Regions from separate parts of the Mus musculus genome. Here all the other regions are linked to region 5. A link is a loop called in an ENCODE intact Hi-C map of the cell type or tissue named here. Cell type or tissue: gastrocnemius. All regions are shown on one strand.

What was found. A loop is a pair of places that touch in the nucleus more often than their neighbours do. Peaks named below come from ENCODE experiments on the same cell type or tissue, not always from the same donor. Only the 100,000 strongest peaks of a DNase experiment are listed, where the experiment ranks them.
Region 1: it touches region 5 in a loop (2.8-fold over the local background); 15 of 42 quality-filtered maps call a loop at or near these places.
Region 2: it touches region 5 in a loop (7-fold over the local background); 23 of 42 quality-filtered maps call a loop at or near these places.
Region 3: it touches region 5 in a loop (2.5-fold over the local background); 22 of 42 quality-filtered maps call a loop at or near these places.
Region 4: it touches region 5 in a loop (3-fold over the local background); 12 of 42 quality-filtered maps call a loop at or near these places.
Region 6: it touches region 5 in a loop (2.7-fold over the local background); 6 of 42 quality-filtered maps call a loop at or near these places.
Region 7: it touches region 5 in a loop (10-fold over the local background); 41 of 42 quality-filtered maps call a loop at or near these places.

The regions. Positions count from the first base shown.
Region 1 is chr9:33,078,793-33,082,792 of GRCm38, reverse strand. All of the region lies in intron 1 of Gm27166 (a long non-coding RNA gene), which reads right to left. Among named protein-coding and RNA genes, the nearest start is that of Gm27166, 49 kb to the right of the region's middle. In gastrocnemius, a CTCF peak has its summit at 1,898 (motif pointing right); no DNase peak of the experiment used is centred here.
Region 2 is chr9:33,094,375-33,098,374 of GRCm38, reverse strand. No RefSeq gene overlaps it. Among named protein-coding and RNA genes, the nearest start is that of Gm27166, 65 kb to the right of the region's middle. In gastrocnemius, a CTCF peak has its summit at 2,494 (motif pointing right); a DNase peak (open chromatin) is centred at 2,511.
Region 3 is chr9:32,403,061-32,407,060 of GRCm38, reverse strand. The region is part of intron 1 of Gm31755 (a long non-coding RNA gene); the gene reads left to right. Among named protein-coding and RNA genes, the nearest start is that of Gm31755, 6.7 kb to the left of the region's middle. In gastrocnemius, a CTCF peak has its summit at 1,568 (motif pointing left); a DNase peak (open chromatin) is centred at 1,602.
Region 4 is chr9:32,693,786-32,697,785 of GRCm38, reverse strand. All of the region lies in intron 3 of Ets1 (E26 avian leukemia oncogene 1, 5' domain), which reads right to left. Among named protein-coding and RNA genes, the nearest start is that of Ets1, 60 kb to the right of the region's middle. In gastrocnemius, a CTCF peak has its summit at 1,744; DNase peaks (open chromatin) are centred at 934 and 1,835; H3K4me3 peaks cover 2,885 bases; H3K27ac peaks cover 3,706 bases.
Region 5 is chr9:32,939,236-32,943,235 of GRCm38, reverse strand. No RefSeq gene overlaps it. Among named protein-coding and RNA genes, the nearest start is that of Gm27162, 12 kb to the right of the region's middle. In gastrocnemius, CTCF peaks have their summits at 1,412 (motif pointing right) and 2,488; a DNase peak (open chromatin) is centred at 2,502; H3K4me3 peaks cover 1,203 bases; H3K27ac peaks cover 2,358 bases.
Region 6 is chr9:32,832,774-32,836,773 of GRCm38, reverse strand. Gm3331 (a long non-coding RNA gene) reads right to left here. Exons shown (of 3, transcript XR_379227.1): 3 at 3,200-3,560. Among named protein-coding and RNA genes, the nearest start is that of Gm3331, 52 kb to the right of the region's middle. In gastrocnemius, no CTCF peak of the experiment used is centred here; no DNase peak of the experiment used is centred here; H3K27ac peaks cover 2,940 bases.
Region 7 is chr9:32,588,160-32,592,159 of GRCm38, reverse strand. No RefSeq gene overlaps it. Among named protein-coding and RNA genes, the nearest start is that of Gm31871, 4.3 kb to the left of the region's middle. In gastrocnemius, CTCF peaks have their summits at 206 (motif pointing left) and 2,059 (motif pointing left); DNase peaks (open chromatin) are centred at 267 and 2,055; H3K4me3 peaks cover 158 bases; H3K27ac peaks cover 397 bases.

The DNA of each region.
Region 1 (4,000 bases), 140 kb before region 5:
ATTTAGGGAATCTTCATGATATATTACACACTAAGTATGATTGCCTAATTTTGCTTTTATCAAACAAAATTAAGTCAGTAAGGTTCCTGTCTTCAAGTCAGTTAAGATCAATGTGAGACTTATATAAGTAAAAAAAATTAATACAAATTATGGTAGATAATATAATAAAATGGCCAATAAAATGATATAAAAGTGGAGGGGAGGTTGTGACTTCCTCCATGTTGAATCACAGCATTGAATGAAGACTGAAAATTTCTATATCGAACCTTGAGTGGTAAAGAGAAGTCCCATAGGCAAAAACTGAAGGAGGTGTAATTCAGAAAGAAATAATGCTGGAGAAATTCAAACAAATTGCAGTGCAACTGGTGGGAGAGGGTGGTGAGGAGACTGTTTGGAACAGGGGCAGCTGGCCTGCAGCCATAGTTGATCCAGAAGAAGAGTTCAGAACCTTCGTGGGTGTCTAGAAATGGGTGTGGGTCTTTGCAAACCAGGAAAGCAACATGCTCAAAATTCTCTTAAGCTGCATAACCATAGTGTGGGGACAGAGCAGAAGAATGGGAAGCCACGGATGGGGTAGTGGCTACATACTCACAGCATCTTGGACTAGGCTGTTGACAGGGGTGGGGATAGGGCATGCTTCTGCCATGTGCCCCTTCGTAGGTTTGTGCAAAGTCTTGAGAACTTACTAAGAACAGAACAGAACTTACTAAGAACTTACATCAAGAGAAGTGTATCATGATTTTGAATTTTTTCATCTTTTTTCCCACAGCATACTATCTTAAGATAAAGAAGGTAAGGTGATTCGAGGTGGGAGGGTTACTATTGAAGAAAGTGAATAGCTTTTAGGGATAAATAAAACTGGACCCAGAGAAATCATTCTATTGTCATTCCTAAAATGTAGCCCAAAAACCGTATCAGAGCCTTGCTCCACCATTCGCCTCACAGGTTGTCTCTAACAGTGTTTCTATCTAAACTGAGCTGCTAGCAGACCAATATTTTTGGTTAAAGGCAAAATGGACAACATACCAGTAGCTTTTACTCACTACAGCCATAAACATCACTAGCGAGAGCAGTGCACCAGTGAATGGACGGGCAGCAGGACAGTGTAGATGCAGTCACATCACCAGCCTGAACTGGAATTCAGAAGCCCTGGCACATAGCAAGCCTGACTGGAGACCACTTAGAAGATCTTCCCTTTAAGCAGAATTTCCAACCACAAAGCCCTATCTCCTTATTCCCAGCCATTATAACGTTCCCTCCAACAGTTCCACCTAGATAGGTTTTTCTTTTTTATATTTCAGCCATCTGCTTTTAGTTAATGCCAGAAATATATTTCAAATCATCAATGAAACAAACAATCAAAGTTGACCCCATTTATTAAAGAGGCCCTCCAGCCTGCTCCACACTGGGAGAAATTTGTCAGTGAAGCTGTCTTGCAAAAGAGCCCGAAGCTCTTCTGTGGCGTTCCTGTTTGTGCTCCTCTGAAAAGACACTGTTGTCACCTGGAATATATGGCCATAAGTGAGCTCCTGTCTGCAAGGCTAAAGGAAGATATTAACTGAGCATTGTGCATAAGGAAGGGGGAAGGAAGGCGTTGATAGATCACAGCAGAAGCAAACCAGGGAAAGGTGGACCAGGACAAGCAGGCCCTCTCCTTTAGTAAGGACTGCGTCTGGCCTGTGTCCGTGGTTAGATCGTATATCTGACAATATCCTCCCCTTTAATGCTCTGCAGATTCAAGGTATATTATCATACCCTAAGCCTTAACTCTCTAGGGAAATTATGTCAAACCATAACCAAGGAAGTGCAATTGTGAAAATTCACCCCAGGAACCAGCTGTCTGGAACTCCCTTTTAGGAAACAACGGAGAGTGGAGAGTGTGTTCCAAAAGGTGGCACTCTGAGACTGAGAATGGTGACTAAAGCCTCATCCTAGTCTCAAATTTCTGGAAGAATTGTGCTTAGCGTGAAATTCTAGTAGGCAGAGTGAAGGGGGATAGACGGAGAAGGGGAGAGTAGAAATGAGCTTAATTTTAGAGCTCTTCTCAGTACTCAAAGTGGATCTACCGTTATAGCAAACTCTTCCCAGTTCATTATGCAAAGACAGCACATTCCTGGTATGAGGAGGAAGGGAAAAACCCTTTTATGAAGCCTCTCTGCCACCTCCATTCAGTAGTGCCATCTGCTGACCTGTGCAGCAGTGTCACCTGAGAACAGAACGAAAACAAAACAAACAAACAAACAAAATCAGATAAGCTTCTGGCAAAACCTAAGGAGTGAGCAAAACCCTGAGAAAGCAACTTCACAAGCAGCTACAAGCGTTAACCTGTGCTGATGTGACCGGAAGCTGAGTCATGCCCACAGCTTTAACTGCAGCTTTGAGACTACACCTTCAGAAAGCCAGAGCCCTTTGCTCAGAGTTATTGAACATCTAAATGGGCATTCTTTAACCACAGCTAAGCTTCCAGACACATTTTGAGGAAAGCTGTAGGAAAACTGAAAAGCCTCATTGTGTCCTTGTGGTTGAATTGCTTTCAAGAACGATTCAAAGTCCCTGCTGCCATCGATGGCAAAGCCAAGCACATTCTCCAGCGTGCATTGTTTCCTGAAGATCAGATATGGATTTAATGTGGTGCCAAATGCAAAAGGGAGACAGGCCGATCCCCAACTTCGTTCTTGAACCAGCTCTGAAGGTCAGAGCTAAGTACCCAGGGACAAGACTTCTCCATTATCATCACAGTGAGAGCTCAGCGAAGTGAAGAAAACCAACCTCTTTCATGGGCACAATGTCTCAGCCGCCAATAATCCCAAATTGATTATTCTGGCTGAAAGTCACATCTGTGTATAATCTCAGATCATGAAGGGTCCTGAAAAGTAGCTAATATCTAGTTCATCTGGAAACTTTTCCTTCTGTAATAGCAATGTGTGCTTCATTTTCTTTTAAAATCTTTGTAGCTGCTTTTTACAAATAAAATTAAGAGGGTTAGAAAAAAAATTTTTAGTAATTGTTCAAAAGTAATCAAAGTCAAAGTCATGTATTTGATTCTAAATCTAATTACAGAATTCAATTCTAGAATTTGGGCTGAACCATAAAGTTTAAAATATATATTTTAATTGATACTCATACATACAGACAACTCGTTTTGATAGAATCCAACCACTCCCTTCTAATACCTTACCTACCCTCCTATGTCCTCCATCAATTTTTTTTACAATTTCATCATTTTTATTGGTTGTTTATTTATTTATATTTCAAATGTTGTCCCCCTTCTCGGTCTCCCCTCCTCAACGTCCCAATTTCATCCCCCCTCCTCTTTGCCTCTAAGAGGGTGCTCCTCCACCCACCACCCTCCATTTCAACCTCACCGCTCTAGCATCCTCCTATGCTGGGGCATCAGACCTCCATGGGACCAAGGGTCTTGCCTCTCAGTGATTCCAAATAAGGCAATCCTCTCCTACATATGTAACTGGAACCATGGACCTGTCCATGTAAACTTTTCGGTTGGTGGTTTAGTCCCTGGGAGCTCTGGGGGTTCTGGTTAGTTGATATCATTTTTCTACCTGTGGGGTTGCAATCTCTTTCAGCTCTTTCAGTCCTTCCCCTAACTCTTCCGTTGGAGTTTCTGAGCTCAGTTCAACGGTTGGCTGTATCTGTATCTGTATTAGTCAGGTGCTGGCAGAACTTCTCAGGAGACATCTATACCAGGCTCCTGTCAGCAAGCACTTCTTGGCATCAGCAATAGCATCTGGGTTTGTTGTCTGCAGATGGGATGGATCCCTAAGTAGGGCAGTCTCTGCTCCATCATTTATCTCTTCATTTCCTTTATACAGGAACAATTCTGGGTTAAAAATTTTGAGATGGGTAGTTGACCCTATCCCTCAACTGGGGGGTGGTCTCTACAGGTTCTACCTCCCCTTTGTAGGGTATTTCAGCTAGTGTCATCCCCACTGGATTCTGAGAAGCTCTCACTTCTCCAGTATCTGGTACTTTCTAGAAGCTC
Region 2 (4,000 bases), 160 kb before region 5:
AATGATATATTTTTTTCTATAATTGACTTTATCATTCTTCGATTTGTATTTATGTTGGGATCCTGGAATGAACTCCACTGATGCTCAGACAACTGTATTTCTCTTGTGTCCCTGATTTATCATATCACATATCGTTAGAATACATTTATCCATATTTTTTACTCCGAAGACAGTATAACAGGGGTAAATCTCTACCACATGGATTTTACTATGACAACTGTGTAACAAGGGTAAATATATAACCCATAATTAAAAAAATAATTATCTTCCTTCAAGAGTAAATACCCAAGCCTAGGAAGTGCAAACATATGAGATCAATTTACAGTGATCTTTGATCACACATCCTGTGCATCGCCAAGTTCAGCCAGCTAGCTCGACTTAAGTTTGTACCACATCCAACCTCCAGGTTCTGTCTGGTGCATTCATCCTGTGCCCAGGTCCAGCTTGGCCTAGCCTAGGACACATATCTGTGCACCCATCCAACCTAGTAACTGTAGCTTTCACTCCTCATCAAAGATGCTTCTGTTTGCAGCACAGGATCATTATTACAGCAAGGCACAACTAGTCAAAACACAGAGAACAAGGAATGGTGTGTGCCCAATACCAACTGATACATTTACAACACAACCCCTACACCTGAGGTTAAGCAAACATCACAAAAGACCGGGTGGAAAGATTGTAAAAACCAGAAACATGGATGCAGATAGTATGTCTTCTCTATATGACAGGAAAGCTTCACCCACAAAATTTCAACATTGTGATTGCCTAAAGTTGACCAACACAGGGACAACAATAGGTGGCATGCCTATGTGGGTGAGGGAAGTCTCACAAGGTCCCACTCCTAGATGAAGATCCACAGGCAATGACTGCTAAAGAGAGAAAGAATCAGTCTTCCCTGGATTGAAGCCCATAGTTGCTTATCTAATACCAAGTGGTTAGCCCTAAAAACATATATCATATATCGTATGTCGTATATCATATATCCTATATATGTCATATGTCCTATATCTCTCTATCTCTATCTCTATCTCTATATCTATATGATAGCATTACACTAAATGGTATCAATGGCTTATGTGTGTACACATGTTCTACTGAAATATATGTATATGAATATGTTTAAAGAAAATAAAAAGAAGCCATAATTTTTAGATTGAGCACAGTAGGGTAGAGTTGTGCACACATTGAGGGCAGGGTATTAAACACAATGCTCATATGAAATTCTTTATAAACAGTAGGTTAATTAAAGACATTATCTTCCTTCAAACACAAAACAAAACAAGGAGGGACAGACACTGTCCAAAACTACCTGGGAATCAGTGTAAGAGCCAAGCTTGAGGCTTTCATCATGGAAGTCAGACCGATGTCTTTTTATTCCTTAGCATCAGTGAATCACAGTGCTGCCGAGGTAGACTATAGATACTAGAGCACCAAGCAGGCCAGCAGCCTGCCATGCCACACCACATGCCTAGGTTTCTCAGCCTCTTTCCTTATGCAAACTGAAGAATGGTTTAGAGCTCACATCATACAACTAAAAAATGAATGAGAGGTCCAGTGTTTCAAATGTCAGTAGGGGAGGGTGCTCTCATGAGCAACTGAGCCTAGTGTTTAGAGGGGCTATGAAGCAATGAGATACCTGACCAAAGGAGGAATCAAAGCATACAACAAAACATCTAGAAATGATGGGTTGAGACTTCTTGGCTATCTCCCAACTTCGAAATGAGTTGGAGATGTTTACCTCAACGATGCAAACAGATAGTGAATAAAACATGTCTGGAATTTTGTGTTCAGAAAATGTGACAAGCTTGAATCTGATGACTTTGAGACTCATCTGAAATATGGGTTTCAGCTCAACTGCAAAGCTTTTAAGGAATCCACGATATTGCTGCTATGCACTGCAGCTTGCCCTGTGTGTGTGTAGGGGGGAGCATTGAAAAGAAACTGTGAGATAGAAGACGTGAAGAGAAGAGGAGAGGAGGGGAGGGGAGGGGAGGGGAGGAGAGGAGAGGAGAGGAGAGGAGAGGAGAGGAGAGGAGAGGAGAGGAGAGGAGAGGAGGAGAAGTGAGACAAAGAAGTAGCAACCATATTCTGGATAAGCAGATCTCTAAAGTGAGCATTCTCCCCAGCAGCCTCAATGAACTGAGAATTTGACATTTATTTTTGAGCCAAAAAGAATGATTTTAAAATTGTTCTTCAGGTGCTTGTGTAAATGCACTCATATTTACAGACTGTGGTGTGATTACATAACCAAAATACCATGATACTACTTAACTTCTGGATGGGAGATAAAGACATTATTTTAATCTTGTCTTTGTGTTAAATTGAGTGCTCAATGTTAATTCTTCTTACCTCAGGAAAAGCCTTATTTCATATACTGAAGGAGAGATAACCGTTTGATTTTGTTTTCATGGAAAATTACTTTACTTCTCATATGTGTGAGAAATATTTGTGATTACACAGAACCCTGATCTGCTGGAATTGCACTTGCTAGTTAGAGAAAGTCCGGCAGGTGTCGCTGTAACACTGCTCAAATTTAATATAGTTCCCTCACAGGCAGGATGGTCAAGTACAAGGCTTTTGGTTGTGAGCTCTTCACTAGCAAAGATCTTTACCTCAATTAGAGTTCATGACAGCCTCAAGAAAAGCTAGTCTGTCTGTTAGGACCCTAATTCAAATCTGAATGTTTGGAGATCACCAGAGAAATATATAATCAGAGTACAAGTTAGCACATCCATGGGAAAAGCAACTTGGCAATAGCTTCCTAGCCATAGGTTTAAACTGTTACATGCAACTGTATAAAGTACACTCTGCCCATCCACTGTTTCAATACTCTGGGGCACAAAGTGCATTCAACCCAAGGGGTTTGCCATTGACTCGCTTTTCAAAACTGGAAGAAATTAAAGGTGCACAATACAATAATTCAAAACTCCTTATAGACAAGCACTATGGTTTCTTTCTTTCTTTCTTTCTTTCTTTCTTTCTTTCTTTCTTTCTTTTTTTATACTGTTGGCAAATATGCTCACAATCTTTCAGAATCAAAATGAGTAAAAGTTTTTTTTTAATTAGGTATTTTTCTCGTTTACATTTTCAATGCTATCCCAAAGGTCCCCCATACCCACCCCCCCAACCCCCTACCCACCCACTCCCCCTTTTTGGCCCTGGCGTTCCCCTGTACTGGGGCATATAAAGTTTGCAAGTCCAATGGGCCTCTCTTTGCAGTGATGGCCGACTAGGCCATCTTTTGATACATATGCAGCTAAAGACAAAAGCTTCCGGGTACTGGTTAGTTCATATTGTTGTTCCACCTATAGGGTTGCAGTTCCCTTTAGCTCCTTGGGTAATTTCTCTAGCTCCTCCATTGGGGGCCGTGTGACCCATCCAATAGCTGATTGTGATCATCCACTTCTGTGTTTGCTAGGCCCCAGCATAGTCTCACAAGAGACAGCTATATCTGGGTCGTTTCAGCAAAATCTTGCTAGTGTATGCAATGGTGTCAGCATTTGGAAGCTGATTATGGGATGGATCCCTGCATATGGCAATCACTAGATGGTCCATCCTTTCGTCACAGCTCCAAATTTTGTCTCTGTAACTCCTTCCATGGGTGTTTTGTTCCCATTTCTAAGAAAGGGTAAAGTGTCCACACTTTGGTCTTCGTTCTTCTTGAATTTCATGCGTTTGGCAAGTTGTATCTTATATCTTGGGTATCCTAAGTTTCTGGGCTAATATCCACTTATCAGTGAGTACATATTGTGCGAGTTCCTTTGTGATTGGGTTACTTCACTCAGGATGATACCCTCCAGGTCCATCCATTTGCCTAGGAATTTCATAAATTCATTTGGGGGGGGGCAAACCACATGACCTGAATGACAATGCTGGATAAAGCATTGTGCTATAAAACTTACTTTAATTAATAGTAATGTTGTTGCCATTAAGAGTGGCTTCTGCGTTGAGATCATCTCAGCAGATCAAGCAATAAAGTGAGTGATCTCATACTGCTTGC
Region 3 (4,000 bases), 540 kb after region 5:
GATGGATGGATGGATGGATGGATGGATGGATGAGTAAACAAATGAGTGAGTTTGTGGCTACTTTGGAGTCTTCATACAAATACACACACACATATATACATGTGTATATACATATACATATGTATGACAGTTAATCCCAAAATAGTCCAAATCTCAATATAAAATGTAAGTGAAAATGTTTATATTTTTCCAATTTGCATTTCTTTCACTTGACATTTTGAAGATATAGAAAGCATTCCTTTTCCTATTTACTTATATTCTTAATGAAGGTCTCACTTCTTAAAGTCTGGGTTCACCTTGAACTCCTGGGATCAAGGGATGTCCCTTTTTCAGCCTTTTGAGTAACTGGGACCACAGCTTTGTGTTCTCCGTGTGATAAACTTGGCTTGCACTATGCTATAGTCTCACATTCCAGACTTTGCACACATCTCTGTTTCTGGACCACTGTGCTCTCTTGATCCTTGCCTGTGTCTCCCCGGTTTGTCCACGGCTGACTGACCTCCTGCCCATGTCCCAGGCTTCCTCTTAGCGTCTTCCCAGGAGGCTCTTTCCCCTTAGGGCCATGGTCTTTGAGGTGATTCCACCTCTGAGAAGCACGCTTTCTGCCAGCTGTCCTGGTCTGTGAACTCTCATTGCAATTCTCTCCTGGCTCCCTAGAACTTTGCTTATTGTCTAAATGTGCATTACAGATGGGTAGCAGTCCAGGTTAGTGTACACCGCCTGCATTCCTTGCATCCAGGCTACAGTACAGTTGGGTCTTTATCACTACAGGTAATTCTGGAAGAAACACCTATCTTTATGTGAACTAAGCTGTTATGTGTCTGGCAATAATAACCCCACACCATAGACTCTTACTGTATAATCAACACTGTTTCCACAGATGTTTTTCTGGTGTTATTTCCCACAGCAGTGTGTGGCTCTTTTTATTATCATCATCTTGCTGATGAGAAATCTCCAGTCTCAAGAGGTCCAGTGACTCACCAAATTCATATGGAAGCCTCTGGGTGCCAAGATCGGAAAGCGAGCTCATAGACAGTGGGGATTGCCTAGTGCTGAGGAAGGAAAGCCCGCGATTGACATAGGTTGGCCTGTGCCTGTGCCAGGGAGATTTTTCTGCCTCCGACTGCTGTTGCAGGGTTAAATAAGAGAGTATTCAGTGTCTGCTAATGATAAACCCCATATAAATGCTTCACACATCGATACATACCTGTCCAGCCCTGACTGACACATACGGATGGTGAATTAGTTGATATCTTAATCCCTGTGAACTCCAATTTCCTCCCTTGTAAGACAGATGGTAGTAACTGTATTTCAGCCTCGTAAGGTGTCACATAAAGCATATAGGATCTCATAGACCGTCATGTACCCTGCAGTAGATCGCAGCATTCTACATTTGCAGCCCAGTTTAGCTTTCTAAAGTCTTTCATTTTATTAGCCTATCGATGATAGGAGTCATATATGTGTGTCTCCCTATTAAATACTGCAATCATAAAGGCTTCCTGGGAATGGCTATAATGGCTTCAGGTTAAGCTTACATTTGGGATCTGGAAGTACATAGCACCACCTGCTGGCCATTTAAGCACACTTCGTAGACAGTGCCAAGTCAACTGGCTTGTGGTACCTCCTGGTGGGCGCCTTCCTTCCCTTTATGCTTCCCCTCCAATACATTTCCTGTCCTTATTCCTCTGGGGACCTGGTGGTTGTCTGGAGCTTGGAACCAGTCAGCAAAAAAATGCTTTCCTCTCCTCGCTGCGGGGCCCTTGGTTTCTCTAACTGTATGTTAGCAGCATGAGATGAGAGTGTGTTCAGCTCTCATTCATCGCTGAGCTTCTGGGTTTCTGGGTGCCAAGAGCAGCAGTGAACCAGCCATGGGAGGAAGTGATCATTTGATCAAAGCAAAGGAGATGAAACTTGAGGTAGAGAAGAAGTCTCAGGTGAAGGGGTCAAGAGCTTGATGTGGGGTATATATGCTTTAAGGTGTAACACGCTTTCTTCAAAACTCCTGAGCTTCATACTATATCCCCTACCTCTTGGGCCTTAGCCTCAGCTGGTGATGTGGTGATCTGAGCTCACTATGGGAATAAAAGTGTTTCTTTGAGTGCAACTTTTGAGTCATCTAAATACAATGTAGGTGGTGGTCCCCAGCCACATAGTAAGTAGTAAATTACCTCCTTTTTCTCCATAAAGGAAGGTCGCACTATCAACATAGTGGCTATAAAGACTGGGAGAGATTCTCAGCTCCTTGAATATGTGAACAGATGTCTCTTGCCTCTAGTACCCAAGAACACAGTTCAAGGGTATCATAGTCTCCATGCCCAGATTTGTATGCTCTGCTCTGTCCTGCCCTGCCCTTTTTGCTGCCCCCCCTCCAGGCACGAGTTTTCCTTCAGAATCAGTGATTCAATGGATGGAATTTGCAGGGTGACCCCAAGAAGGTCAGACATGTAAGAAAGCGCCTGTAAGAAAGAAATTCTAGAATGTGGAAGCCCCGAACTCCAACCCCTACTTGCCTTCTTTGGAGTGCTGGCATCCAGGTGTGTTGTAATAGCCTCGGAGCCTTAGTTTAACTCCTGAAAGACTAGAATTGCAAAACTAACCCTGTCTCTCTAGGAAGTCTGATTCTGCCTCTGGTCTCCTCTATCTGTCCCTAATGTTGATGTTAAACTCTCTTGTGTAGAATATATAGAACTGCACAGTCAGGTCACTGTCCCTCGGGTACTCAGCTTCGTTGAGCAGGCAGTTGACTGACCCAAAACCTGTTTTGACATCATATCCATCCACATGCGATGCTCTGGCCACTCAAGCCTGTCCATCATTTCCCAGAACCCCTCCTCAGTTATGTTAGTCTGAGGCATGATGTATCTACCTGGTGGTCCAGCTCTGTACCCCCTCACCTTTCCTTATTTCAAGTTTTACCCCTCTCAATGAGTCCAGATTAACTGCTCACGCCCTCTCTTCCTCCACCTCACTTGACATTTTTTTATATTTCATTTTTTAGCATTTATTCATGTTACCAGTTTCTTTTATTTTAATTGTGATATACTTGAACATAAAATTTTACAGTAGTAGAAACCCCCAAACGTTAGAAACCCCAAACGTTTATGGACCCTAATTAAAGGGTAATTATCAAGAGAACCATGGAAATGAACCCCACCCCCTTCTCCCAAGCCAAGCCTTCCCCTGTACTGGAGTAGAAACATCTGTCCTGACTTTTCAACTAGCCCAGATTTGAACCTTGAAAAGCTGCTAGCCCCAGATATTCTATCTCACCCTGGGAACTCTCGTTCTAAGATTCCAGCTTCATCTTAGGGTGGGTGGGCAGAGTAAGCTTTGCAAAAGGAACAAGGCTTTCAGACACCAGACAGCCACAGTTAGAGTCTCTTATGTTCAGAACAGCAGGGCTGGGTCTTAGCAGCTACTCCAAAGTGATATGAAGAAACATAAGAGGGGGGTTCCACAGATGTTGGCACCCTCAGCAAGTATCCCTATATAGTGATCTATCTAAAAAGTGATCATCCTTGGGAGAAACTGTTAAGTGGCAAAAGCTACAGGACAAGGTTCCCAGAATTCTGCCCAGTGTAAAAGAAGTAGGGGTATAAATGCATATGAACTGCTTATATTTTCCAAAAGGAGACCACGTAGTGACCTACTTTCCAGCATGATGACCGAGCCAAGAATGGCAGACTGCGTGTTGCAAGTTACTTCAAACAGAGAATTGTAGCTGTCCTCACTAAAAATAAATCATAAATATTAAGCTGGTTGTGATGGAAATGCCTTAAGCCTACCACTCAGAGATAGAGGCTGGCAGATCCTTGTGAGTTCAAGGCCAGCCTGGTTTATAGTGAGCTCCAGGATAGTCAGGGATACAGAGAGACTCTGGCCTCCCAGAGGCGGGAGGTGAGAGAAAAAGAAAGCAATGATAAACATTGGAGATGATGACCATCCAATGTATAGATTAATTTGATCATTCTACTGTACTTACAAGGATCAAAAATCACAT
Region 4 (4,000 bases), 250 kb after region 5:
ACTATCCCTTCGCGTCTGCTATATATGGTTTTAATCAATGGTAACACAGAGAACTCCTGGCTCCATCGAACACCCCAAACCCACTTTCATAGCAACATTTCTATATGTAGCTCTGAGTGCCTGAGAAGTCTCCCCAGCTCTAGGAGAGACCCCCAGCTCAACCTGGCTCTGAATGTCATCACACTGTGTTTGTACAGAGCAATCCGGCACTGACTGTCAGGAGCGTCTCTAGAAAGGATGGCGCCCAAATGTCTTCATTAACATTTTGAAACACATCAGAATGTCAAAACGTCATCTTGGCTTGTATTGAAAGTCTAAAGAACAGGTTAAATATGCAGTTATTTACGGCAGAGGCAAGAGATCAGGGACAGCAGTTAAAGTTACAGATAATCAGACCCAATAGACGTGTGTGTTTTGACATCTGATTGTTTTCCAAAATGCATCATCTTCTCCCTTTATCTTTCTAGATCCTTTCACCTCCAAAGTCACTTTTCTCTGAGTCCAGCTTCCTATTCTAAAAGTAGGCACTTTGCACTCTGCTAGCTTCAGGAATCCCCAAGAGTTGACTCCATCTGTTGAACACTAAAATTTCCTTCTAAGACAATATTCGATGTCTTTACTCTCCCTCTCTTCTTCAAATCCTTTAAGCCTGCTAAATAAAACCATGAGCCAAAGACACTAAGTTACATCTGGTCGTGGGATGCTTTCCTTCTTCAAGGACCTTTGGTACGGGAGGCCAAAAGATGGCAGAATAGAAAGGCAGTAAAGCTAGTTACTACACTGACCAGGAAGGAATCAGACTTTCCCAAAGTTAAACAGATTCTGTTCGTTTCTCCTCCCACTACCTCCCCCTCAACCTAGAAAAGAGGAGTGAGGCTCTAAGGGACTTATGACAGGGGCGCTCAGGATGCAAGTGCTCGTAGGCCGGGCAGCTAGCCAGACACCCTTTCAGCACTTCACAAGAGCCTCCCATCAAGCTCCAATACTGGGGAGACACAGTTGGGACGGGGTGGGGGTGATCTTAGAGACAGTGTCAGGCCCCTTGCTAACATTAAGGAATATTACCAGAAGTTTCTCGCTTATGTGGGAAAATTCAAACAACGGAATTAGGGAGCTGGAAATTCTATAAGCGTTTTCCCATTAGTCACAAAACACACAGCTGTGAAAATAAATACACCCAGCCCCCCCCCCCCCAAAAAAAGCCAAGGGTCTTGGGCCACCAACAGTCCTCCTGGCTTCTGCATCCAGTGCTCCTGAGGGAGCAGCGCAGCCCAGAAGGGGACCCGGAGCTGGGGTGGGGGCCTCACTGTTGCCACTCACCCGGGGAAGGGAAAAGCTCGAGATCCACTTTTTCTGTCTTGATGATGGTGAGAGTCGGCTTGAGATCGACGGCCGCCTTCATGGTGCCCGGAGTTGAGGGGGCCGGCGGGATGAGAGTAAGTTTGCTGTAACTGTTGTTTTGCTTTTTAATGGGGATTTTTGAACCCAGTGGAAGGGGACAGAGCGCAACCCTAAAATCTCAAATTCCCGCTGACCGCCCCGCGGGAAGGTGCGCGCCCAGCCAGTCCGCGCGAAGTTGGCACTTGGCGGAGCAGAGAGCGCGCTTAGGTCCCAGCCTCGCCCGCGCCTCGCCCGCCCGCTCGCTCCTCTGTCCCGGGCGCTCGCTCCCTCCTCCGTCCGGGGCGCTCGCTCCCTTGCTCGCTCGCACGGCTGGCCGGCGCTGGCGCAGTGCAGCTCGCCTCCGCTTTAGGGCGTTCCTCACCGAGCCCAGGCCCAGGGTCCCAGCCGCTGCCCTGCCCACTCGGCGAGGCGGCGAGGGCGGGGCGGCGGGGCGGGGCTTAGCATCTGCAGCCAATCACCGCCCGTCTCCCAAAAGCGAAAGGAAGGGCGGGCGAGCCTGGCCCGGCGGCGCTGCTCCAGCTATTCCGCGCGCGCGGGGCGAGGGCCTCAGCCCACCGCTGCTAAGAATGGCTGGCGAGCCTGTCCCTGGCATGCCGGGGCTACTGCCACAGTCTCGGGAAAGTCCGTCTGATTCTGCACGCATTCTTGAAGGCTTGGTCACCCTCTGCGGCCCCGCTCCAGTAGCAGCATAGTTTTCCAAGTGCGTGTACATCATTCATTCACAAAGCTTGACACACAGGACGTGAGGCGTGGGTGCGCAACGAGGGGCGCGTGCGGGGGATTCCACAGCAGGGGTCCTGCGAGGGTTCCTGCCTAGACCTGACTCAGAATCCCACCCGTGGAATGGTTGGGCAAGACAAGGGCAGTATTGATGAACAGAAACCTCAATCAACTTCACTAGCTCAGAACCAAACCTATTGGAGACCCCCAAAACAAAAGTCCCAACGCTCCTGGATTAGCCAGGGAGTCCAGAACCTGTAACTGAGTTTCTAATTATTCTGTTCCTCTAGTTGTGTCACCATTGGCCAACGCTTTGTCAGACACTGCTCTATTAGGAAAAAAAAAAAAAAAAAAAACAGCATCTTTTCCTATATCACCACACCCACCAACACTCTGGTATGAATCTCTGGGGTTCATCACAGTGCATGTCCTTGCCATATTTGAGAACTCCCAACATGCCAGATAACAAGATGAGTGAGGTAATCCATAATTTGCCACTGATAGATACCCATTATACATCGAGAGAGTTGGTATAAATTAACAAATCACCCAAGGACATGGAAGTATATATGTAACTGGAGCAAGGCACTGATGTCCACCTTTGAGTAAAAGACAACATAACAAATCTTCCTGAGCAACCTCAGGGAAAGCTATTCTTAGTACTGTTTCCTGATTTCTAAGCATGTGCCGAACTGCTACCACTTGCCTGCAACTGTAATTTCTGTTCCAGTAGACTTATTCACACCTGCTAGCTTTATCTAAGCATGCTTTCTCCCTTCCAGCTTTAGCAGAGTACAGGGTTCCCAAAGCAAATCCCAATCCGAGGGGTGGAGTGGGGGCAGCAATGGAGTGTCAATCTCTGGGTCTTGGTCAAATTTCCAGTCTCCACCCTTCTTGGGTGACCAGAGGAAAATATGTGTATGTGATAATCCTCAATTTTTTTGGGGGGGGGCGGGGGGGAGAACAAAGACCATGCTGTGTTTCTGCAAGGTATGAGAAAACAATGCTGGCCTCCAAATGACAAGAACAGACACTTCCAAGCCTGGGAAACGCTTAGGGAACCCGTTGATGAATGAATTGTACGTTCACACGCCCAAATAAGCAGCAAGGCAGAATCTTGGACTGGGCCCTCCTTATTATGACGTCTGCAGAACTGGACAAACTAACAGTTTATTTGGGGAATTTTCATTTTGACGTGGCAGTCTTATGAAAAGTCTGGAGAATTTCTACTTTATTTGCAAAAGCAGTTTCCTCAGAATCCCTCCTTCCTCATGGCCTCCCCGAGGCCTCTTCCTCCAGCAAACCCGTGTTCAGTTAACACTACTGACATGCAAGCATGTGCAACACTAAAGGAAGCCTCCCACAATCCAGCTGGGAGCATTTTCTACCCTGGCAACAGTGAGTCAACATGGTCCTTGTAATGCTTCCACAATGACCATCAGTGTGCTGGTTTTCCTGTCCCTAACTGTGTCGTGAAGTGAAGAAGCTCAAAATGTGCTAGTGTCCATCCAAATCAGAAGGTGTGATGGGGACGTCTCTGATGGCAAATGTTCGATACATCTCAAGCCCCACGTGTACAACAGGATCTGGTTGGAACTTACTGTAGGGTGAGAAGCACTGACAGAGATCCAGTTAAGATATTTATACATTTTGAGGACACTGATCATCCAATCGGGACTGTTGATCACTTAATTAATGTTGGACACATGGAATTTGCATTCTCCTTATAACACAAGTAGATTTCCCCAAACATTCTTGCAGAGTTTAAAAGCCGTTGCTATATTTTACCTTCCAAAAAAAAATCATACAATTTTCCCCAAGCCTAGGACATTACAGACTTTCAATAAATATTTCTCGAGTGAAGCACTATCAGTTTACT
Region 5 (4,000 bases):
CCCCAAACCCCCTACTCTTCATCATCTTCAGCAGTTTGGAAAGCTGCCCACAGGGTCATGAGCATGAGAGAGCTAGCCCTGCCCCTCACAAGCTGCAGCACTGGAGAAAGCCAGTCCTGTGCCTCACTCAGGAAGCACAGTAGAGCAGGCCCTAGTGGAAGGATGTTGGATGTGCTGGTTCCAAGGGCGAGAACATGGGAGAGTTGGCCTTCCCACTCACTAGATGTGAAGTGGCCTGTGGTAGAGGGTAGTAGGGGAAGCCCTCAGCCCCATTGCTCTTCTCTACCTGAGGCAGTCAAGAGAGTTGGGCCTGAGGGCAGGAGAGCGGGAGAGCTGACCCTGTCTCCTGAAGATGGTGGCATTGGGTGGTGGAACCAGAGCAGTGCTAGAGAGCTCACCCTGGTGATTCACATAAGGGAGAGCTCAGCTACCTCCTAGGCCCAGACACAAGGCTCTGAGTTGGTCCAACAAAATCTCTATCATCTGCAAAAGGTTGGAATGCATAAAAGGGCCTGTCCTGCTAATCCAAGGCTGCAGTATCCCCCATGATCCAGGGCAACAACAGGGTAATGGAGTGGAGGACAGGTAAGGATCCAATTCTGATGGTGTCACAGAAGCCAGAGATTTCAAACCCGACCAATGACTCACTGCAATGGACATTTGCAAGTGAAGATGTATGGACAGAGAAATATACTGTGGGACACACTGTGACACACTGCAGCTTCCGCAATGGGGTCTTTTCTATGCTTTGTTTTGTTTTGTTTTGTTTTTATTGGGGGGGGGAGGGTTGCAGGGTGAATGGCGGATATGAGGGAAGAGGGAGATGAGCAGAACTGGAGTGCATGATGGGAAACTCACAAAGACCCAATGAAAACCTTTTTAAAAAAAAAAAAAAGGACAGAAAAGAAAAGAAAAGCAATTCAGTTCCTTGCAACTTCAGCTCAATAGTTTTGTTTTCTCCTCAACTACTGCCCCGCCCTCACCTATGAGAGCCTCTGGCATATTGAACAAGGAAGACATTCGCCACCCATACTGCAACCTGACGTCCTAAAACTTCGATCCTCACCGTCTTTCATTCATACTTTCTTCACACTTAAAACCATCTTCAGAGCCATAGTTCAGAGTCTTTCTTCATTGTACATAGCATGCACCCATTTGTTTGTTTGTTTGTTTGTTTATCGGTTCTGTTTTCTTGGGTCATGAGCATGTAAGACAGGCACTTTACATACTTAGCCATCTTCCCAGCCCACCACCCATGCCTTTGTTTTCTGTGGCTGCCAAGGCAAACAAGCCTATACATCCTGGAAAATCAGCACTAGAATGGTCCACCTTCAAGAATTAAATCATTTGATGTATACAGGCTGAGTAGGTGGGGTTGGGGGGGGTGAGCATTCCAGACTCCCCACCAGGGGTTGCTAGACATCAGATAAGTTCTGAAGAGAAATATGTGAAAATGGTAAATGAGAACAGAAAGACAGTCAAAGAAGAGACTGTTACCCTGGCAAGGCAAGCAGCCCTTCAGCAAAAGACCTCATAATGAACCATTGTGAGCTTAGCTGCAGTGTTTGTGAATGGAATGCTTTCTGTTGAATGAATGACTGCTGTTCCATAATTCACAAAGTCTGACTCAAAACAGCCCGGGAGGTATGAGCATGTCTTCAGTGTGCACCACACACGTTTCCCCTCTTATCACCCACAGTCACTTTGGTTTACTCTGTAGCTCAGACGTTAGTAAGCCACAGCCAGGTTATAGAAGAAATCCAGTCATTTATAACCAAACCAGATAACTGGAGGACTGAGCCCTCCTGACCACTGAAGATCCCTTCAATCAGGGTTCCTTTCCGTCAGCGAAATCTCAGGGCACTCGGTCTAGAAAAGTTAATTTGCATTTTTTTTCTCCAGTTTCCTTCTTGAAGCAGGCTCATCAAATTCATAAGGAAATATGATAAAACAGCCAATGATTTCAACTTGCAAAGACAGACACACTGCTCTGAGCTGCTAGCAGTATGTGGCTGTGTCTCTTACGTTTGCAAAGTCTCATGCTGCTCGCCACTGTGCCCACAAGCCCCTCCTCGGAATTTGTCCTCTCCAAAAGCAGCAGAATTGCTGACCCTAATTCTGAGACAAGATGCACAGTACACAGTGTTCCCTAACAGTGCGCATGCAGATTCTCTTCAGGGACTAGACTTAATGTAAACAGAGATATCCAGAAGTTACATTATAGCCTCATTCTTGAGATAAACTTCTGTTTAATCGCTGATCCTTCCCGGAATAAGAAAAAAAAGATGCAAATAAATTGTTTTACTATTCTTAAACTAATACTTAATCTTCATTTTCTTCCCATGCTGGGAACTCTGTCACAAAAGAGAGAGCGGAGAGCAGAGAGGAATTTAGGAACAAAGCGAAGAAAAACACTTTTTGTCCTGGTTCCCAACCAGTCTCCCAAGCCTGGATTTAGACATGTCTTCTCAATCGCGACGCTAGAGGGAGTCAAACCCAGGAATCTGAAATGATCTCCGGGGTTGAACAGCAAGGGCGGCTGTTACACCTTTCTCTTTAAACGAATGCTCCTTAGCTCAACTGCCCCAGAAAAACGCCCAATCTGGAGTGCCGTGCCTTGCTTACTCTGAGGTTACTATTTCTAAAAATAGTTTTCTGAAAAATCTCTCTAGTGGGCTGGGAAGCACGCAAGTGGAGTGTGGGACCCGGAAGTGCACGGTTCGGCTTCGGCAGGACCCTGCAGGCTGAGGGTGGGACTACAGAGCTAGCCAAGAGCAGCAAAAGGGGTCGTGCCCTAGACTGAGAGTGTGTATTGGGGTTTAAATAGGCTATTCTCACTAGTCCTTGAGGAAGCAAAGTATTGGCTGGGGGCTGGGAGCTGGGAGCCCCAGAAGTGAACACCATGTATCAGGTGGCTGTGATTCCAAGATTGCCCCCACTGCCCCACCGCACACAAACCACACAGAGCACTACACCTCTGCGAAGGGTCCAGTAGAAGCAGCCTCTAAATGATGTCATGGCAGATGAACGAGGTTTTACACACCTCCGCTGGTCTTCCAACCATTTAGTGTTTCAAGCGAGGCATGGGAGTTAGAGAGAATGCCAGATATGGTCCAAGATGGGAGGAGACAGATAAATCCAAGTTTGGGAACTCTATCCATTTTCTCTCTTCCGTCTCTGGTCACATTTGTAATTCCTAGGAGAATATTACCACTTATTTTTGAGCCACTTTCATTTTTGTTTGTATTTGCTCTAAAAAATCCCCTTAAGACCAAAAGCAAAGAACTTCTCTAGTGTTCTGTCCCTTTGGGGTATGTGTGTATGGGGGTGGGAAGTATTTTGAGCATTCTTTTTTGGATATCCCTAACCTGTACAAAGCAGGGACCTAGCCTTGTCTCCAGCTTTCTTCTGTCACCAGCTTAATGTTCCTCAACATCTTGAAGCCTGGAGGAGGATGTGGAGGGAGGTTCAACTTTAGCATTTAAGTCTTGGGTACAGGGCAGTTACACAAAACTCAAGAAGCCCAACTCGTTGCCTGAAACACAGACTCTAGGTTAGACCCAGAGCTATTCCGTCCTCTAGCAAACCTCCCAAGAAAGATATCGGAGGACAAGCCTGGTCTATTTCCTTGATCAATTCATGAGAGAATTTGGTCCGTGTAGATTCTGGGAGAGCCCACTGTCTGAACTTTCAGAATTATTGCTAAAAATGAATGTAGCCTGAGCAAGCCTTTATGCTAGGAATGTCAGTCTTGTCTATATACATCTTCTGAGGTTTGGTACCAGCTCAGTAACTGACTGCAAACAATGTAGTGAACTTTTCCAATCACACTCACCACCACCACCATCATCAAACAAGACTATCAGAGAAAATAATCTATCAGTCCCTTTTTGGTTTAAAAGTTCCATGGTTTCTGTCTCTCTCCAGAAATTTTTGAATTTTTCTATCTTCTGACCTAAAAGTCAGAAGAGAGAAGTCTAATTGCAAATACAAGCAAGCC
Region 6 (4,000 bases), 110 kb after region 5:
GAATGATAAAAACAGCTTAAACAGTGAAAAGTGATCCGAGTTCAGCCCTGACAGGCCCTGCCGGCTACAGCAGACAAGATGAGCATCCACAAACTGGATACTTTCCCTGTTTAAAGCCCCAGCCTTCCTGCTTGTCTTGCCTGTCTTATGAGTCACAAGCAAACCCCACTCCTTCCCCATTCACATTTCCCACTCACCCCTCCCTCTTAAAATTTGAGTCATCTGTGAGACTAGATGCTGAGGACAGAAAGGCAGGCATACACTAACACAATCCTTCCATTGTTGCTGGCCAGACCGAACGCCATCTCCTCTAAACAGCCTCCTCAAGTCTGTGCAACTGCCACCCCTCACTTCTGGTCTTCCGTGGCAGTGTTCCTATGTTTCACACTTTAGCTTGTAATCATCTCTTTCATGTGTGCTAGGGTCTCGTATGCATTACTTCTAAAATGAAAGTCTGCATCCTTCACTCCTGAAATTCTTCCTTAATGACCCCTAATAGGATCACAGGAAAGTCCCTGACCTATCTACTCAGTACTTCTTTGTCGTGAATTTTATTGTTGTTTTCCGATACTGACTTCTGGCTGGCCCAGGGTCCACTATGCAGACCAAGAGATCTGCTTCCTGTGTCTAAAGGTGAGCACCACTATGCATTCACAACATTTTTTTTTCCTGTTGTTGCTGCTGTTGTTTAATAGGAGTTCCTTGGGATGAAGGTTGCTTTGCTCTCAAAAAGAGGCTTTTCAGGAAAGAAGAGGAAGAAAATTGCATTCTATCTCTTTTTGCTATAAACAATCCAAACTGTCCCATCAACTCTGACCCAAATAGTTGGGTTTGGAGAGCAGAGTTGACCATGGGGAGAATCTGCAGCTGACAGTGTGAATGCCAGGAAGCTTCTCCCATCTCTGCCAATGTGAAGAGCTAATGGATCTAGCAGGTTAAGTTCTTTTGCTACATGTGTGCACTAACATTCCAAGACCCAGAGGTCAGGATAAGCACACGTGAGTGGTCAATTGTCACTTGAGAATGACAAGAGCAAGCCAGGCTGGTGGAAGCTCGGCAGGGGCAGGAGCAAGCTTCAGAGTGAGGCCCGGAATGGGGGTGGGAAAAAAGAAAGGAGGTCTCTCTGCCCTGACCCGGAGTGGGAACAAGGTGAAAGGGGAGAACCCTGGGCCAAGGCAGTGACCCAGAAGACCCGAGCAGAAGTAAAAACAGATGCGAAACAGAAGCTGTCAATATCCGGGGGGAACAAGGGGGTCTGCCCCGAAGGAGATGACCCTGAGTACGATGCACTGTTGTTGATGTGTCTTGACTGGGACTGGCACTCCACAATTAAATCTGGACAGCCACAGGCGTGGAGAGCTGCCCAGAGCACACAAAACACTTTGTCCCTCTAAGTGAACAGGGAAAGGAGCGTACCCTGTCGAGCCTGGAGGAGTGACCCTTCCCATAACTCATCCACTTGACACACAGATACCAGGCTCATTACCCATGCCAGGTTCCAGAGACTTGAGTTACATAAGACACACTCTTTGTCCTCAGGTTGCATACTAATCAGTCACTCCCGTGCTAATCTAAGAACTGGCAGTCACAGGCTCCCTTATGCAGATGGTGGTAGATGGTGGCTCTGCTAAGGGAACCAAAGAAGCCTGACCCCAGCCAGCCCCAGATGATCGCATCATTTCAATAGCGAAATCTCAGGCCACAGACTAAGTTTTGCCTCTGGGCAGTAGAAAGGCTCTGAAGGGCCAGCAGCCCTTTGTTTTCTGATCCTCTTCCTTACACCAACCCACACAGCCATTCCTGGGCTGGCCCACCCTGAACTCAGTGTTCCTATTTTTTGTCTTAAGCCAGATGTGACTGTTAATTCTCAGGGCCCCCGGGAGACACCCAAAGTCCCATGCCAAAGTCAGCAGGGTTGTCCCTGGCTGGGATTTAGTGGGGTCTAAATGTGGAGCTTTAGTGTTTAAAATATGTATTTCCAAAGCACTGGCTCCTAATTACTATGTTATGACCGCCATTATAAAGAAGAGGAAATTGGGATTAAGGAAGATTAAGTAATTTACTCCAAAGTCCCTAAACAATCAGGTAACAACGTTTATCATATGAAGGTTAGCTCTCACTCCTCCACCTGGAGGCACACTTCCTTCTCCTGAGGGCCCCTTTGTTCGCCATAGTGAACCTCTACAGATCACAGCTGAGAGACCCATGTGAAATCACCTCTGTGGAACCTTTGTGAACCTTTGGTAGAATATACTGGCCGAAGCCTCTTAGAACACACTGTATTGTCTTTTCTGCATGACTATCTATTTCCCCACTGCAAGTTTTCTGTAGATTTTTGCCTGTTTTTTTTTTTTTTTTCCTACCTTAGCATCTAGTCCCAAGGCATATACACTACAAATGCCTAATAAACATTTCTGGAATTCAGATCTCTTTTTCTCCAAATCTCAGGTACTTTCCACTCCAGCAGACTTCCTTCCTGTTCTCTATAACTTCCCAAAGTTGAGCTAGATCAAGTAGAAAACCTTATCTATGAGGCGTATGTTGAAATTACTACCCCTCTGGGTGGTATACTCTATTTTCTTGCACCTCCATATGGAGAAAGTTTAATTTATAAATTAGGCATACTAAGAATAATAACTAATAATAAAATAGGACAATAACAGCAATCGGCGGTGATAGAAATTTTTTTTTAAAATATATGAACTCATTGTTTACTTCCTGAAGTTTTCACCCAATAGTTTTGGACCTTGCTTGGTTATAAGTAACTAAAACATTCAAAAGTCAAGTGTGTGCAGAAGAAAGGACTCCTGAATTGATTCTTTCTGACTTCACTCATCAGCCCAAAGTTACAAATGTATCTTCTCTCCAGGGTCTCCATTAACACATGGGGGCCTTGGGTAAAAATTTAACGTCACACAACTATATATCAACTAATATATGTCCTGTGTTATCTGCCTTCATGACAAGCTCTAAGGTCCAAAATGACACAAAATTCTCAGCCTGCAAAGTAAAGACCCTGGTCACGCTTGAAGCCTAAGAGCTGTATAAGATTTACATCCCCCACCCCCACCCACAAGGCACACACCCTAGAAAGAAGCCCGGGGAAGCCCTAGAAATGCACCGTTGGTCATTTGGCCAAGGAAATCCGGGACCACAAGTACCCAAGGGCGACTTAGAAAATGTGACTGGCCTGAGTTCCTGGAAGTTCCCGGAAGTTAATCAGACCTGGTTCTGGAAAACAACACCCTGTTGCCAACGCTGGGGTGGCGCTCACTTCCCCTTCCTTTAAGTTCATAGTCAAACAAAATCCAGCTTGATTTGGAAATGACCACCAGAGCATGGCTTCAATTCTTCCTTCACTTGTGATGAGGCTGAAGTCTTTCAACTGCCCAGTTCCTGTCACCAAAGAGGAGCAGCCAGCGCACCATCCAGTCTGCTTGTCCCGAGGCCTAAGTGAGGAGAAGGCTGGCTCGATTTGTATTCTTTCACTGCCCTTGTTCCTGAGATAGTTGATGTGAGGAGGGTGATAATTTCAGGTGCCTGGTTTTCCACTGTTTTCCCTGATAAAAGAAACGGGGGGGGGGGGGAGGTCAGTGGAGAGAAAAAAAAACATATGTTTTTATCTTTGCCAGAGAGTTTCCATTTGATTTGGCGATGGGGACAAGAGGCAAAGAAAACACTATGAGCAAGCAGTTGTGCAGGGCTCTGGGTGCCCTTTGGTGCTGCCTCCAAGGTAAAAAAAAAAAATTAATTAATTAATCAATTAATTGATTAATTTAAAAAACCTGACTCCCTTCCTGACAAATTATATAAAGATCAAGAGAGCTCTTCTTGACATTGACTAAAAACAAGACCAGCAGTGATAGGAGACAGCGGACATGGGGCTGGGTGTAGGCTCTGCTTCACTCTGGCTGGACTCAATCTCTTGTCTAGAGCAAACAAACCAGGTCATGGGAGAGATACATCTAAAATGAATAGGATTGAAAACCATGAGCTGTGT
Region 7 (4,000 bases), 350 kb after region 5:
GTTGCAATAACCTTGACTTCTGAAAAGTCCTCTGGTTCCTGCAGTAGAGCGAGTTTGTTTTTTGAGATCTGTTTTGTCACAAAGATAAAAGTCTCAGCAGTTAGCGTTTCAGCCCTTTGAGTTTGTCTTTCTCATCCTGTGAAATTTCAAATTGTACTGTGGAGTGTAGTAGCCTGGAACTTGAAGAACATGGCTCAATGGCGCCCTCTTAAGGCCAAGAAGGAGAGGTACAGGAAAAGAGGATACGGTGTCTAGAGCATGCCTGGCCAGCCAGGGTAAGTTCCCACGTAGGCAGGATCCGCTGCTCCCTGTGTAACAAAACCGAGCAGCTGCATTAGTCATCCAGTCCAGACACACCGTGCAGATGTGGGTGCTCCCGCCACACAGTTGAGAAGGGGTTGGGCTTAGGCATTAAACAGGCCTTGGATTCAAGTCCCGCACAGGGTTGTTACTTAGCCTCTTTGACTCAGTTTCTCTCTTTACATGATATAAAATATTATGAGCATTAAGATAGGAGCATCCTTTGCTCTCTTTTGGAAATTGGTTCTAGGACCACCACCCAGGCCTCTCAAAGAGTAAAGTCCATACCCGGTTCCAAATGCTTTAAACAACGTAACCGCTGTGTAGATAGCTGTTACACAGTAGTGTTTAGAGAACTATAACAACACACCCAGTTACTACAGATAAAGTATCCCAGGCCAGGCTGAAGAGTGTACAGAGCCATGTCTGGGGGGGTGGGGGGCTGTCTATTCTCTCTCTCTCTCTCTCTCTCTCTCTCTCTCTCTCTCTCTCTCTTTCTCTCTCTCTCTCCCTCTCTCTCTCTCCTTGCCATTTATTTGCTCTCAACATGCACCGAACTATTTCATTCTCACAGACCCTGTGATCTATGGTGTATTATTATCTACTTTATAACAACAAGAAACCAGGCCCATGGTGAGTTGATAGTTACCCCATCTCATAGTTGGCACAGGCAGGCTTGAGTCCGGGTGGTATGGCCTGGAGACCCAACAACCCTGCGCATAGGACTCCTGCTCACTGGCAGACTGCCCTTCTGCTGGGAGAGCAAAGAAGAAACAGTGTGGCTGGCCTGGCATAAAATAATTAATAGGAACTTGAGTTAGACTCTGGTTCTTGATAGGTCATTTCCAGAAGAGGCAGGTCCTTGGGTCCATCTGTGCTGTCTCGTGCAATAGGGCTTCTTTCATTGATAAAGGTAAACAATATTTTGTTGTAAGTATCTACCACATTTGATTGCTCTATTTAGCTGTCAAAAATAGTTAGGCTATTTTTCACCCCTTAGCCACTGTCAACGATGCTGTAAGAACCATGAAAATGCAGTGCTAGTTCTCTACAAGATGCTGACGTCAGCTCCTCTGGGAAAAGGCCCTGGAGCAGATTCTTCCCTGGGTCTCCGTTAGTTTTAGGTTGCCATGGCAGCGGCATCTTTCTGCATCCCCATCAACAGTGCAAAGGTTCCAATTGCCCATACCCTCAACAATGTTTATTCTTGTTTTGATAATGCTGTCTGACAGGTGTATGATATTTTCTCATCGTGAGGGAAGAATACAGGAATGAAATGTCATATTGACAATGTAAAAAACCAGTAAATGATATTTGGACAGTCTGCATGCTGTCCAAATCTGACTTTAAAAATATATATATCAATATACCCTAACTACAAATTCTTAGTATTTTTTTATTATTCAAAATTCCTTATTGGTATTTACCCTCAGAAGTTGGAGGGGGCAATCAGTTCCGAAAGCACTTCCTACCTAGATATGCTATTCGTGTTTCTTTAAAAAGTGAGCCCCTCTGGGCATGGTGCATTTTTATGAAAAGGCTAGGTAAGTTTGGGGTAGGAGGACAGAGCTGAAAAGTCTGTCGTCTTTGTGGATAGGGGAAGCCACATTTAAAGGGCATTTTTTCTTCAGAAAGAGACCTCTTAGAACAGAAGTTCAAGCAAGAACATTCTTTCAGCTAAAGGCCTCTCTCCTCCTACTGACTGGCTCCATCCCTTGACAAAGACACGAACTCTGCTTTGTAGCGACCCCTGCTGGCCATATGCACGTGGTACAATGTAGCCAACTACCCGTTCCTCCTGAGATGCTGATAAAAAACAGAGGCCAGCATATAGGCAGCCCCTCCTAGTCTCTTCTGCCTTCTGAGTTCTGGACTATCGTGAGTTAAGAGAAACCTTCCTGGTCGCCCAGCCTTTTGCCTAGGAGCTGCTAAGGACAGAGATGGGCAGACACGAACCCTTCCCCCTAGACGTTTAGAGATGACTACAGAAGAGAGGGTATCATGCATGCTAGAGCGTGGCATTGCAGCGAAGAGGGGGCCCCCATATATAAGCACTAGAACGTTGGCAGAAGAGGCGCTGTGTGAGCTTCTCTGGAGCACTGAAGCAGAGAGTGTGCCGAGGTCTAAGGAGGACGCATGCTGGGGGGGGGGGGGACACACACACGACAGGGCTCCCGCTGAGGTGGGAACAGTGGTATGGGAAGGTTTCCTCTGCGCTTCTAAGGCTCCTCCTCCTGATGATGTTTAAAGCAGAGCTCTCCTCTTCCGAGAATAAGGAACATGAGTGAGGTGGGCTTTCAGAACCCTCACTAAGGAAGAGGTTGGCTACGCCCCTCCCAGAGACCCTTGGCTTCTCTGTTAAGACACCATTTGTCACTTCTTTGCTCAAGACTGTTGGGTGCAGTAATGACCACAAGGGCAGTCTAGGGAGGCAGGTAAGTTCTTTTCATCTAAAGCTGGTGGGAAAAAAAATCTCTATCCTCATCCCATGGGATTTTGGGTTCTATTAGAATCCAGTTCAGAGATGACTTACAACAAAGCAAAAAAACCAAAAAAACAAAAACAAAAACAAAAAACAACCCAAAAAAACAAAAAAAATTACAAAAAAAACAAAAAAACAAAACAAACAAACAAAAACAAGTGAATTAATTGGATGTTAACAATAGTGTTCCTCGGTTCTCCTTGAAATCATTTAAAATGTTTAAGGGCAGCTAATGTTCATCAGTCATATTGGGTGCACCTTGTGATGGACAACTGAGCCATAAGAAGTGACAAGTGTCAGAGGAGAGTCTTGGACTTCTTTCTAGCATCTTTGTTACTTTCAAATGTCCATAACAATGTCCCCAAATGGAATCATCAAGCTATGCCCCAGCTCAAATAAGGTTCAGCCATTACACACGGGTAAATCCTTAACTGTGTAGGGAGTCAGGGGACTGCTCTTGACTCTGTGGGGCTGGGCTCAGCCTCTTGTTACCTGAACAGACAGTGTGAACACAGAGGAAAGTAAACAGCCCTTTGCACGTTAAGGACCAATATGGATATAGTAATGGATTCCTCCAAACCTCAGCAGCTGAGTCGATTTACAGCTGGGAAATTAGACAAAGCTCACAACTCCCCGAGCTGGCTGCTTGCCCCTTAAACACTACCTGACTGTCACCAGCCCAGGAAGAAATCAAGTGGCCTCCTGGCCTCAAAATCTCCCAGGGTGTTCAAGGGCTCCAGGCAAGGAAACGTGACCTTCCCTAGACCCCCAGCCCCCAGATCTCCAAAATGTTCATCTGGTAGAGCAAAGACAAAGCTTCTGAGAGCCTTTTTTTCTGGGAAAAAGTGGGGGTCTCTGTGATCCTGGGGGGCCCAGCCTCAAAGAAACTTGCTGGAAAGACTTGGGGCTCTACTGTCAGAAGCTAAATGGGAACGAAGCAAGAAAAGATGGAGACAATTGAAAGATAACCCTGAGAGTCTCACTTTTCCGAAAATGGGAATGAGTAACGTCGTAAGTCCTTGGACTGACGGGGCAGAAGGAAGCTGGAAGCAAGTGGGGGAAGTTTAATCAACACAGAAAAGGGCATGGAAGAAGGTCTAACTGAGAAGAAGCGGGAAAGGGAGCTGAGGAGAAGAGTCGGGTGCCAGCCGAGCTAGGAAACCAAGCATTTCAGTAATAACACAACAGCTTTAGAAAATCAGTTGTGAAAAAAAAGTC